2 separate regions of the Homo sapiens genome follow, and region 2 is linked to region 1. A link is a loop called in an ENCODE intact Hi-C map of the cell type or tissue named here. Cell type or tissue: A673. All regions are shown on one strand. Links, peaks and the distances in the headings refer to the core of each region. The heading gives the core; the rest is flanking DNA.

Region 1 (6,022 bases), core at 1,050-5,049:
AATTAATCTAATGTAGCCAGCATAGTCTATGAGCCTGTCAGTAATTTTAAGATGTGTGGTTTTATGAATAGAGTACAGTGTTGTGAACTGTTAAAATGAGTATAGTCACTGTCTTCTCATTCTCTATATTGCTAAATACAATGACTGAATGTGCAGCGCTTTCAAAATTTTTGTATTTGTTCATTCATTTATTCAACAAATGTGCATTAAACAACCTACTAGGAGTTCATCAAGGGTGAGAAACATATTTAATTCATCTTCATGTCCTTGGTGTCCAACGTAATGATAATATGATAAGGAAGAATTTCTGTCATTTTGACATTTGTTTCTATCAGAAACAAATCAGAACACATTTGGCCAATGAGTGATTACTTAAATAAATAAATAAATCTCGACTGTGTCGTAGGGGAATCCAAAAACAAATGACATTCTCTTAAACTCGAGATGTATCATAATTTGCATTTTGTAATGTGTAAAACCCCCCTGTAGACTAGTAGAATAAAATAATGCTGATTAAAGATAAATGAATACAATTAAAGTTAGTGCTATCATTTGCATAGTTGCAAAAATACAGCTCAGTAAGTAATTGAAAATATCTTTCAAATGAAAAATGTTAACTTGAGACATTTTTAGAAATAAAATAGATGAATATGCTTATGTTTGTTATCCACTTATTCATGCATCTGTTCATTCATTCATCAAATATTTCCTGACTATCCAATATATGTAAGGCCCTTTGCCAATAGTGCTGGTTATGACCATATGGTGAAATATTTTGTGTTAAAGAATTAAACCAATTTTCTTGAATAAGGAAGACCCTTGACTTTTTAAAATTATGTTTAAATTTTTTTAACTTGGAAATTTAATATCAGATAACTATGAAATTGATCAAAGGAGTATTTTTAGTAATTATTTGTGTCCCTCATTAATATTCTTCTCAGGTAACTTCAAAATATCACAGATGTGAGTATAAAATCTATTTGTTTAGAACTGTGTAGTGCTTAAGGATTAGATAAATATAAGTTATGAATTTGGAGACTATTGATTTTTGACAAGCATTTACTTTATGTCCAATAATGTAAAAACATTAGCAGATAGGAAAATGTTTTTAAATGCAAAGGATTATAGGATGACTACGAGTAAATATTTTTAAAAAGTTGCTGAGTATTCTCTTTATTGATTAAAAAACAGAATAAAAATATTGATTTTTGAGTATTTCCTTTCATATGTAATTATATTCAGATGTAAATGTTAAGAAGGTGGTTTACCATAATAACGGGCATTATATAGTCATTTTATGGTATCGTAATGAACAATAGAGTAAAAATTAAAGAACAGATATAAGTTAATAGTCCTTTGATATTTTTGATAATTTTAAGACAGTAATATATAGCACAAATATCTTCCTTATTTAATTTTAAAAGACTTTTTTTCCTTTACAAACAGAAGAATGTATCTGAATTCTAGCACATGTAATCAAACAGATTTATCATCAGTTCCACCCCACTTTTGTTAACTTCTCTGTTCATTGAAGGTTTTGAAGATTAAATTATTTAATACAAATAATATAACCAAATAAGGTTTGGCATATTGACAGCAATCAGTAAATGTTGATTACTACTTATTATCATTACCATTTTTACTATTAGCAGTAATAGTAGTATAACCATATTTTAGCAAATCTGCAGCCATTCATTTGAAGTTGAATTATTATTTTAGGTAATAAAGAAAAATTCTGCTAATTGAACTCTAGCAAAATGTTTTCCTATCATTAATTTCATTATGCATCCCAATCTCAGTGAAGTTAAAATGTAAAGGGATGTCCAGCTTAAATCAATAAAATACAGTGTTATTTTAATAAATACATTGACAATGGAATTCTTTTTTCTTTTTTAAACCGGCAAGATACGTAAGCCTAGAAGACTATTGTCACAAGATAGTGATAGTATCTGCTTTGCCAGACAATCTATAGAAATTTGGTATACTTATCATGATCTGAAACCTGGTATATTGATGCTCTGAGCCACGGATCATTAGCCAAGGGGCCAATCAAAGCTCTATTAATAAGTTTATTTGCCTGAGTTTTGGGTTTTAGAATTAAAAATTCAGGCTATACTCGATGCCATTTTCAAAATAATGTATTTAAATAACCAACCCCCTAATAATTTTTAGTTTGGGTTATTTTCCCTAGGTATATTATAATAGGAATCATGTTATCTGGAATGATTTCAGTGCTGTCAAGGAGACTATAACTAGAAATATAATTATATGCTTGAACATTAGTTCATATTTAAGAACGTTGAGGTGAACCTTAATTTAAGATTAATTTAGAATCTTTATTAAAAAGGTCTTTGTAAAAACCTTTCATATATAATGAAAGAGGTAGATAAACTTGTTTTATAAATTTGTTTTTATACACTGAAAGTTTATTTATATATTGAAATATTTATTTTCAAAATGTGCAAGTTATTTTTTCTCAAAGAATAATTAGAAAGATTCTGGGATTTACCATCTTCTAAATACCTCCAAACACTATTATGCCACAGCACATTCAGATAAAATTCACTTGATGCATTGGTTAGGTGAACATTTTTGATTATCTATTTCAGAACTTGAGTCTGTTTGTATGCTTGTACAGGTTTAAATTAAGTTGGCAATTTTGTTCTTTCTTTTTTTTCTCCTTTTCAGTGGCAGGCCATAGTTTTATAGAAGCAAATTTTTGCAATCCTAATATGTAGTTTTTAGTGTTATTTATGTATTTATTTTTTAAGTAGAATTGAGGACTTGCTATGTTGCCTTGGCTGGTCTTGAACTCCTGGATTCAAACAATCTCCCGCCTTGGACTCCCAAAGTGCTGGGATTATAGGCATGAGCCACTGAGCCCAGCTTAGAGTTATCTTTAACATATTGAAAAATAGAAATATGGAAAATAAAAATTGGCTCAATAACTGGCAAAAATTTAATGCTTGAGCTACTTTTATACATTTTTACCATTTAAATCTGTAAGGTGTTGCTTTCCTACAAGAGGCTTTTCTGAACTACATATAGTGTTCCTACAATATATTTTACCTGAAGCTTATGTATTTGCTGCTTGCACTGTTTGGAACACTCTCCCAAAATTCCATATCTGACGAATTTATACTTTGCTTTGTTATCACCTCCTCCAGAAAGCCTTCCTTGTTCCTTCAAGGAACCTTGTGTCTATTCCTCATAACCTCCCGCTATTACAGAGCATTACATCATATTGTAATTTCCTTTCTTTGACCATGTGGATTTTTTTTCTTATTATTTGTGCTTAGCACTTTGTAGCTGTCCCCAAAAGGTGTCTGAATATAGTTAAAAATGATTTATGCATCTCATTCCCCATTGCTGTGCTATTGAAGGTGGTACTAGAGAGGTTCCAGGTCTGCCCTCTAGAGGTCCGGGCGGCAAAATTTCGAGTTCTGCTTTATGGCTAACTCCAGCTAGCAGGAGTGACTCTCACTCAATGGGATTCAAAAAGATTTCCTGCTTCGTAAATCTTTTTAAAAATATACACATATTGAACTCAAACACCTATATATGTTGATGTATATTGTGTATGTTTATGGAGTGGAAATCATTTTATTTCTCTGTAGTTGATAATTTGATGTATACCTTTTAAAGTTAATTCAATCATATAGCTAATATCAACATAGCTTATATTAGAGAAACAATTAGCCAATATGCAAATGAAGGATTAAGTAAGGACCTATGAGAAATAGGGGGAAAGGTAATTATTGACAATGTTCCAGATTCCTACCTTACTGAAATAATTAATCATGTAATTTAGTTAAATCAATCTCAAAAGCTATATATACATATTTTTACATATATAAAATATCAATATATATATGTAAGTTAGGCTAAAGGGGATTAGTTTTATAATATAAATCAAATATTAATACATATATTTTGGGGTGTGGCAGCATTGAAGAAATCTTTAATTGATTAATACCTCTCTGTAGTGTGATAGACCAGAGTCTTTCTCCCATGGCTCCTTACCTCAAAAGATGATGGGTTTTTTTCTTTACAATTCAATGCCAGGTAATGGAAGTCTCAAAGTCCTGGAATCAATCAGTCAAGTTTAAAAAATAAAAAAGTAAAGTTGGAAGACTGGCTTAGAAATCATTCCCTAGAAATCAGTTGGCAGACTTATTGCAAACCCAATTGACAGGGATAGGGAATTAGTCAGAGATGAGAAGATTTTATGGCTCAAGATTTGAAACAACTTCCAGTGTCAATAGGAATCGGGATGTCTAATGTGGTTCAGGCTAACATATGTACTCACTTTGGGAGAAGCAAAAGGAGATTTCTTTCTAGCATTTTGTGGGTATCTTATTTGGTGATGGATAGTTTATTTCCAAATAGGCTTCCAAGTTTGCAGGATGAGGGAGTCAACTTGATGTCTCAAAATACTGCCTGAAAGATAAAGATTCAAAATTTGCTGTCAATTAATGTATAGAAAATATTGTGAATAGTTTCCTTGATACAATTTTTTTAGCTCTACAAATATCTCTTTGCCTTATTGTTTCCATTTCCCATAGTTTATTTTATCTATTATCATAAAAATATTCCTGCAGTCCATGCATATCTGGATTACTAAGCAACATTGTGAATAATTTTATCAGTAGTAGTTATACTACTAGTAATAATTAACATTATTCAAGTACTTATGGAAGACCTGCAGTGTATTCACTACCTGTTTTATGTAGATTATCTCATTTAATCTTCACAAATGACACTAGGATATAGAGACTTTTATTGCATATACGTTGAGGGGACTGGAGCTTAGAGAAAATATATAACTTGCCCAAGGTCATCTGGCCAGGGAGTCACAGAGTTAGAACAAGAATCCTAGTCTTTTTGGTTCCTAAACCTGCACACTGGACCACTTTGCCCTATCAATCATGGGAACATTCTGGACTGGGCTGTGGAACAGGTCGATTAATACGCTAGTATCATTCAAGTTAATGTTTAATCATTTAACAAAAAAGTTTCATCATATTCCATGTTTTAAAATATTTTTATTATTTTATTTCTTAGAATATTTTTCATGTGCAATACGGTGGGGAGGAGATGGGGATTGTAAAGGGTGTAGCCTCTGATCCTTTTGTTACTTGGGTGTAGAGAGGTGGTGTTTTCCATTCCATTTAGTTCTAGGAAGTCAGCACGAATTGGCTGTTAGGTTCCCTGGCTCCAGACACTATTCTCCTGCCTTGTGTTCTCTGTATCTCTTTTGTTCATGTTGTTCTATTTACTTGCTCCATCATATTGAGTTATACGAAAAAACGCTTTAGCTCAGTTTTTCAAATCATTATTTGCTTTTCAGCTGCATTTTTTTTTTTTTTACCATTCAGCTGGTCAATTAAGATTTTTGTTTTGATATTCATTTGTATTGTCTTTCTCTCTCTTTCCTTCCTTCCTTCCTTCCTTCCTTCCTTCCTTCCTTCCTTCCTTCTTTCTGTCTTTCTTTCTTTCTTTCTTTCTTTCTTTCTTTCTTTCTTTCTTTCTTTCTTTCTTTCCTTCCTTCCTTCCTTCCTTCCTTCCTTCCTTCCTTCTTTCTTTCTTTCTGTCTCTGTCTCTCTTTCTCTCTCTCTCTCTCTCTCTTTTCTCTTTTGAGACAGAGTTTCGCTCTGTTGCTCAAGCTGGAGTGCAGTGGCACAATCTCAGTCCACTCTCCGCCTCCCGGGTTCAAGCAATTCTCCTGCCACAGCCTCCCGAGTCTGGAATTACAGGTTCCCACCACTATGCCCAGCTAATATTTTTTTACTTTTAGTAAAGACAGGGTTTCACCATATTGGCCAGGCTGAGGTCAAACTCCTGACCTCAAGTGATCCGCCCGCCTCGGCCTCCCAAAGTGCTGGGATTACAGGCGTGAGCCACCCCGCCCAGCTGACATTCATTTTTCAAACGTCTAAGACTTCTATATTTATTCATAACAAATTCATATTGCTTTATGGAAATGCAAAATTCTCTTGACTCTCCTCAATATTATTTACTG
Region 2 (6,022 bases), core at 1,106-5,105, 140 kb before region 1:
CCAAGCATGCATGAACAGAGTTTAGTGCCATAATCAAATGAAACTTACATTGAAGGTTATCTCACATGAATTTAATGATATGCATAATTGTTATTCTACTGCATGATAATTAGGCATGAATGTAAGCAGTTCTTATAAATGAGAGTAATTTGTAGGAATTTTGCACAGCCAAACCAAGCACAAGAAGAATGAGTCTGGCAAAATAATGGATAATCTTAAAAGGTGAGAGTCTAAACTGCAGCCTGTGTTCCTCAGCACACTGTTTCTTAACCCATTGGATTCTCAAAATTATCTCATCTTGGGGGAAGGAAGTAAGGCAAAGGAGGATCGAGGGAAAAAAGAGTAGAAGAAAACATTCATGTTATTAGTTGTTAGAGGTCGAATGTGTGCCTGTAAAAGATATGCTGAAGTTCTAACCTCTAGTATTGTAGATTGTGACCTTATTTGGAAATAAGTTGTTGTACATGTAATTAGGGAAAATGAAATTATTCTGAAGTAGGTAAACTCCTAATCCAATATGACTGGTGTCCTTATAGGAAGAGAGTCATGTGAAGACAGAGATGCAGGGAGAACACCATGTGCAGATGGAGGTAGAAAGTGGAGTTATCTTGCCAAAAGCCAAGGAATGCCTGGGGCTACTAGAAACTGGGAGAGGCAAAGAAAGATCCTCCCTTAGAGGCTTCAGAGGCAGCATTGTCTCCAGCACTTTAATTTTGGAGGATTTCTTGCCCCCAGAACTGTGAGAGGGTAAATTTCTGCTTTTCTAAGCCACCAGTTTATGGCACTTTATTACAATAACCTTAGGAAATGAATACCCGGTTTTGCAAGTTTCGTCTTCCACTCTGATTCTGGAAAAATGGGTATTTTATAAATGAACAAATATCTGTTGAGTGCCTGCTGCTTGCCTAGGATTCCTTTAGATACTGGAGTTAAGTGTTCCTGATGAGATAAACATGGTCCCTGTCCTCAAGGGGTTTATAGTCTATGACTTGCATGTTCTTATTCCCATGACACTTTGTATTGTCTTAAAACACAAATTTCAATTTTGTTAGAATCATTTGTTGCCATGTCGGTCTACTCCACAAAATAGAGAAATCTTAAGGGCAGGTGCATAATCAGTTCAGAAAGCAATGCTTAGTGAATGAAAAAGAAAGAATGAATGAATTCAGTTTGAGGATGAAAAAAGAAAGACATTATTTAATGGAGAAACAGGGCTAATGGAAGGGTTGTATGTATGCATATGTACATGTTTTATTTTTCTAAATAAGAGCATTTTTCACATTAAAAATAAGACCATATTTGAAACATTTTAACTGCATATGCTACTGTGCCGCTGTTTCTATTTCTACCTTCCTGTAAGTTAGCAAAATACTTTTTTATTTGGTAATATTGTAGACTTGTTGCCTTCAAATATTATCCGATTTCATAAGTTGTTTATTTTCATGTTCAATTTACTACAACTTTTAACTCTTTATAACCCATTTTATTTTATGGATCTATAAAAACCAACACATTTTTTAAAAAAGAGTACATGTGACGAGCACTATAGTTTGAAAGTTCTGTGTCACTGTATGTGAACTTTTAAAGGTGATACTCCAGGCAGCAATTGGAGGCTTATAAACAGGAATGTCATGAAAGATAAATTCATCATAAATTACTTTTCCAAATCTCATGTATGTGAATTTAGAAAATCAAATTTTTTAAAATTTTTTTTTAATTATTATATTTTAAGTTTTAGGGTACATGTGCACATTGTGCAGGTTAGTTACATATGTATACATGTGCCATGCTGGTGTGCTGCACCCACTAACTCGTCATCTAGCATTAGGTATATCTCCCAATGCTATCCCTCCCCCCTCCCCCCACCCCACAACAGTCCCCAGAGTGTGATGTTCCCCTTCCTGTGTCCATGTGATCTCATTGTTCAATTCCCACCTATGAGTGAGAATATGCGGTGTTTGGTTTTTTGTTCTTGCGATAGTTTACTGAGAATGATGGTTTCCAATTTCATCCATGTCCCTACAAAGGACATGAACTCATCATTTTTTATGGCTGCATAGTATTCCATGGTGTATATGTGCCACATTTTCTTAATCCAGTCTATCATTGTTGGACATTTGGGTTGGTTCCAAGTCTTTGCTATTGTGAATAATGCCGCAATAAACATACGTGTGCATGTGTCTTTATAGCAGCGTGATTTATAGTCCTTTATTTTAAAATAAAATATAATTGTTTATTTACTATTCTTAAACTGTGGTATCTTTGATGTATTAAGTCTTTCAGGAAACCAACCATGTCTTTCTCATCTTTGAAATATCCCTTTATCTCCATCTCTCCACATTTCTCCCATCTCTTTCATCCTCAGCTCTTTGAAAGTACCTAGGGCTTTGTATTACTTATGTTTCTTTCCCAAGATAGTAAAGGGAAATAATGCCATCCTATATGTTTTTCTGTGCCATAAAGGAATTCAGAAAACAATAATTTTATTTTTCTTGTACCTCAGAGATAATACACAAACACACAAACTTAATGATACTTTTTCCTTCTTTTTTGAATTATGCGAGGTATCTGCTAATAAGTATATTCCTCTTTGTAGATACAATTTTCTGAATCCAGCTAGTTTTTAGTCTATATTCATTGCATAAAAAAGTAGAATAATCCTGTGTATGCCTCTAGCTGCAATAGAAATCGGTACCAATTATGCCATTGTACTTTTTCACTCTGAATAAAAAAAAAAAAGAAAATACTCTTTGGGAATTGTGCTGCCCCCTGGTGATGAATGGAATAATAAAATAGAACCTTTAAATAAGTTTACTAATAACATATTGTTCATTAATAAATGCAAAATTTAACACAAAGTCTGCACAAAAGGTAATTCAATAAAAAGTGTGCATCCACAACTTAGTCATCTGATATTACAGTGATTATTAGGCCAATCTTAGAAATGGAAAGATGGAGAAAGAAGGATAAATCACAGAAAAGGGACCACAGGCTTGAGAAAAATAAGGATTCCAACTCCCCACAATTGCAAATATGAAGAAACTTTATGTTACCTCAGTTTAGAAAGCCAGTTTCTTCACGGAGGGTTAATGGTAGGCTTCAGATAATGACAGCAAAACAAAACTTTACAATGTTTCTCAAACTAACAAAATTTGATTTTATTGGATTTGATTTTATTTCTGAGAAGTCTTATACCCTAAAGTAGATTTTCAATACATACATCCTCAATTTATTCAATTCTGCTGAGAAGATGCTTCTTTCCTTTCTCATATGTTTACAGAGATTTTTAGAGTTATGTACTGTGGTAGATAGTAGTTTGTGAGTGCTTCATTTTATATCTCTGAGTTTTATCCTGTGTGCTTTAGGATATAAAAATCCACAGTTGATGTCTCATTCTGAGTGCTACTTAGAGGCAATCTAGTCTAGGTAATTCTGAACATAGAATTTTAGAATAACAGTGACCTTACAGATCATCCTATCTAACTCTTAAATGATGCTGGATTAAATCTTCACATTTTATATAATGAAGAAATTCAATTATTTCACAATAATATTGTAATTCTTCTTTTGAAAGTGTAAAGACAGGGCACCATGACTCACGCCTGTAGTCCAAACACTTAGGGAGGCTAGGCAGGTGGATGGCTTGAGCACAGGAGTTCGAGACCAGCCTGGGAAAAATGGCAAAACCCCATCTCTACAAAAAAAAAAAAAAAAAAAAAAAAAAAAATTAGCTGGGCATGGTGGCATGCCCCTGTAGACCCCACTACTCAGGAGGCTGAGGTGGGAGGATCACTTGAACCCCGGAGATGGAGGCTGCAGTGAACCAAGATCCTGCCACTGCAAGACAGCCTGGGCAACAGAGTGAGACCCTGTCTCAAAAAAAAAAAAAAAAAAAAAAGTCTAACAATGACAACAGAGCTTCTCTCTGCCAACTTTTTCCCCCAGATATTCCTTTCTTCTGTCTTGTCCCCATATCAGTTTTACCCTATTTTAACCAATGCCTTTTTAGATAGAGAGATTCTTGGGTGTTAAGGGATAACTGGGTGGGAAGAAATGTCTGGCACCATTCTGCTACTGCCTTTCCAAATCAATTGAGAAAATAAATCTAAAGATGTGCACAGACTCCACTGCACTCACAGAATTGGTGTTTGTGCACTGTTAATTAAATAAACATTAAATAGAGTGAATGCTTGCCGTAGTTAGGGACGTCTTTGCAAAAAGCCCCCTAGCTGTTCAGGGATAAATAATGTAGGAGTACCAGAGGAGTTTATGTATTGCTGGCCTTGCTATGGAATCTCAGTGCTTCAGAGCCAACACAATGTTTTATGCAAGTTAGATCCCCAGGCGACACTTGGTCCTCAAGTTTGCTGACTTTTCAAGTAGAAGGAGAAGAAATAGTGCACAATTTCAAATGAAGAATACTTACTGAGCTAAGAATTGTTTTTCTACTAGCTTAGCACCATATGCTTCTAGAGTTATATTGTCAACAATTCTTGGCACTTGTGTATTTGGCTATTTATTTAATGTTGAGGCTGAAAACAGGGTGACATCGGCAAAAGGCAGAGAACAGAATAAAACAGAAAATAGAAGTCCCAGCAAGGCAGTTTGCAGTCTGTCACCATTCAGGATAAGAGAAATAGTGGGCATTAACATTATTGAGGAGCCCAATCTAAACATATAACTGAAACACTAAATATTTAATTCATTACCTCAGCTAAATTATTGGGCTGAAAGCTGGAGATACTGGCCACAGCAAAGTCAAACAATAATGTCAAGATGCCAGGATAATATGGAACTAAATGAAATTGCAGGCTTTTGTCAGACCTCTTTTATGAGAAAGGGAGGAGTAACCAGGCTCTTTAGTGGAGACACACCAGGAAGCATAAGTAGACTATCCCCTTTGGGCCCTTAGGGGGACAGGAAGTATAGATTGGGTGTAAGTTCACTGGGTCCGAGCAAGGGTAGGATGAAATGAAAGAGTTTTCCACAGTGGTGATGAGAAGGGGAGCCGCTTTGAAGGATGGGTAGGAAAGTGAGAGATAATAGACACCAAAGAGTTCTCAAACAGATTGACAAAGAGAAAAAAATAAGACGATAAGGATGAGAAAGTACAACAGAATGAACTCCAGTGGCTTTTTTTTTTTTTTTTTTTTTTTTACTGCATGCTGGCTGCTTCACTCCGTGTTGAGTGGGCACAGCCAAGGCTGTACACTTAGCTGTTGAATCTCAGGTGTGACCTGCATTGCTTAGCAAGATGAAGAGTGAGTGGACTGGGTGACTCTTAAGTCTAAAGGCCTATAGCAATTTCTTGTTTTATCACTGGAAGTCTGAATAGCAATATGTAGAAAAGTCTTAAGGTCATTTAAAACAACTGCCTTCTCCCTTTCTCTTTAGCTTTTCTGGGGTAAGTTAATTATTCTAAGATGGCATGTGAAATATTTTGATACTGGAAGAGGGCTAATTTTATACTAGACAACCCTGAAATTTATAACAATTGGTACCAAAATACTAGTCATTGGGGAATATGATGGTATAATCATGAGGTAAAAGGAGGCTCTGATAGTGTGAATGAATAGTATTTATGCAACCACTAGTCTAGCTATGTCTGGGAAGTAAAAATACTATCCAAGCCTTATGAGTCAGAGTGCTGTGGCTTGCGAAAACTGTCTTTAAAAACTTTCTCTAGTATTTGATTTTCAAATGGATTTTTTTTGTTTTAACTACAATTTTTAAACTTAATATGTAAAGGCAATGGAAACATTTATGTATGTACTCACATTTTAGTTAGAAATACTCCAAATGTTTTGACATAAGCTTATAAAACACAGATTCCTTAATTCTGTAGAAGGCTGCAAAGTAAACATTCAATTACACATAAAGCTTTTTTTAGTTCCCCCAAAGTGGTTTACGAATGTGAGATATCAACTGTTAAACACGCAGAGGCAAATACTAAGATTAGAAATTATATTTTTAAAATTCTGGTTTTAAGATATATTCAGTCTAACATCTTTTAAAAATTTTG

What was found. A loop is a pair of places that touch in the nucleus more often than their neighbours do. Peaks named below come from ENCODE experiments on the same cell type or tissue, not always from the same donor. Only the 100,000 strongest peaks of a DNase experiment are listed, where the experiment ranks them.
Region 2: it touches region 1 in a loop (2.0-fold over the local background); 3 of 110 quality-filtered maps call a loop at or near these places.

The regions. Positions count from the first base shown.
Region 1 is chr2:212,002,670-212,008,691 of GRCh38, reverse strand. The region is part of intron 2 of ERBB4 (erb-b2 receptor tyrosine kinase 4); the gene reads left to right. Among named protein-coding and RNA genes, the nearest start is that of MIR548F2, 420 kb to the left of the region's middle. In A673, for the core only: a CTCF peak has its summit at 3,413 (motif pointing left); a DNase peak (open chromatin) is centred at 3,401; H3K27ac peaks cover 1,083 bases.
Region 2 is chr2:212,144,863-212,150,884 of GRCh38, reverse strand. All of the region lies in intron 1 of ERBB4 (erb-b2 receptor tyrosine kinase 4), which reads left to right. Among named protein-coding and RNA genes, the nearest start is that of MIR548F2, 280 kb to the left of the region's middle. In A673, for the core only: a CTCF peak has its summit at 2,781 (motif pointing left); a DNase peak (open chromatin) is centred at 2,744.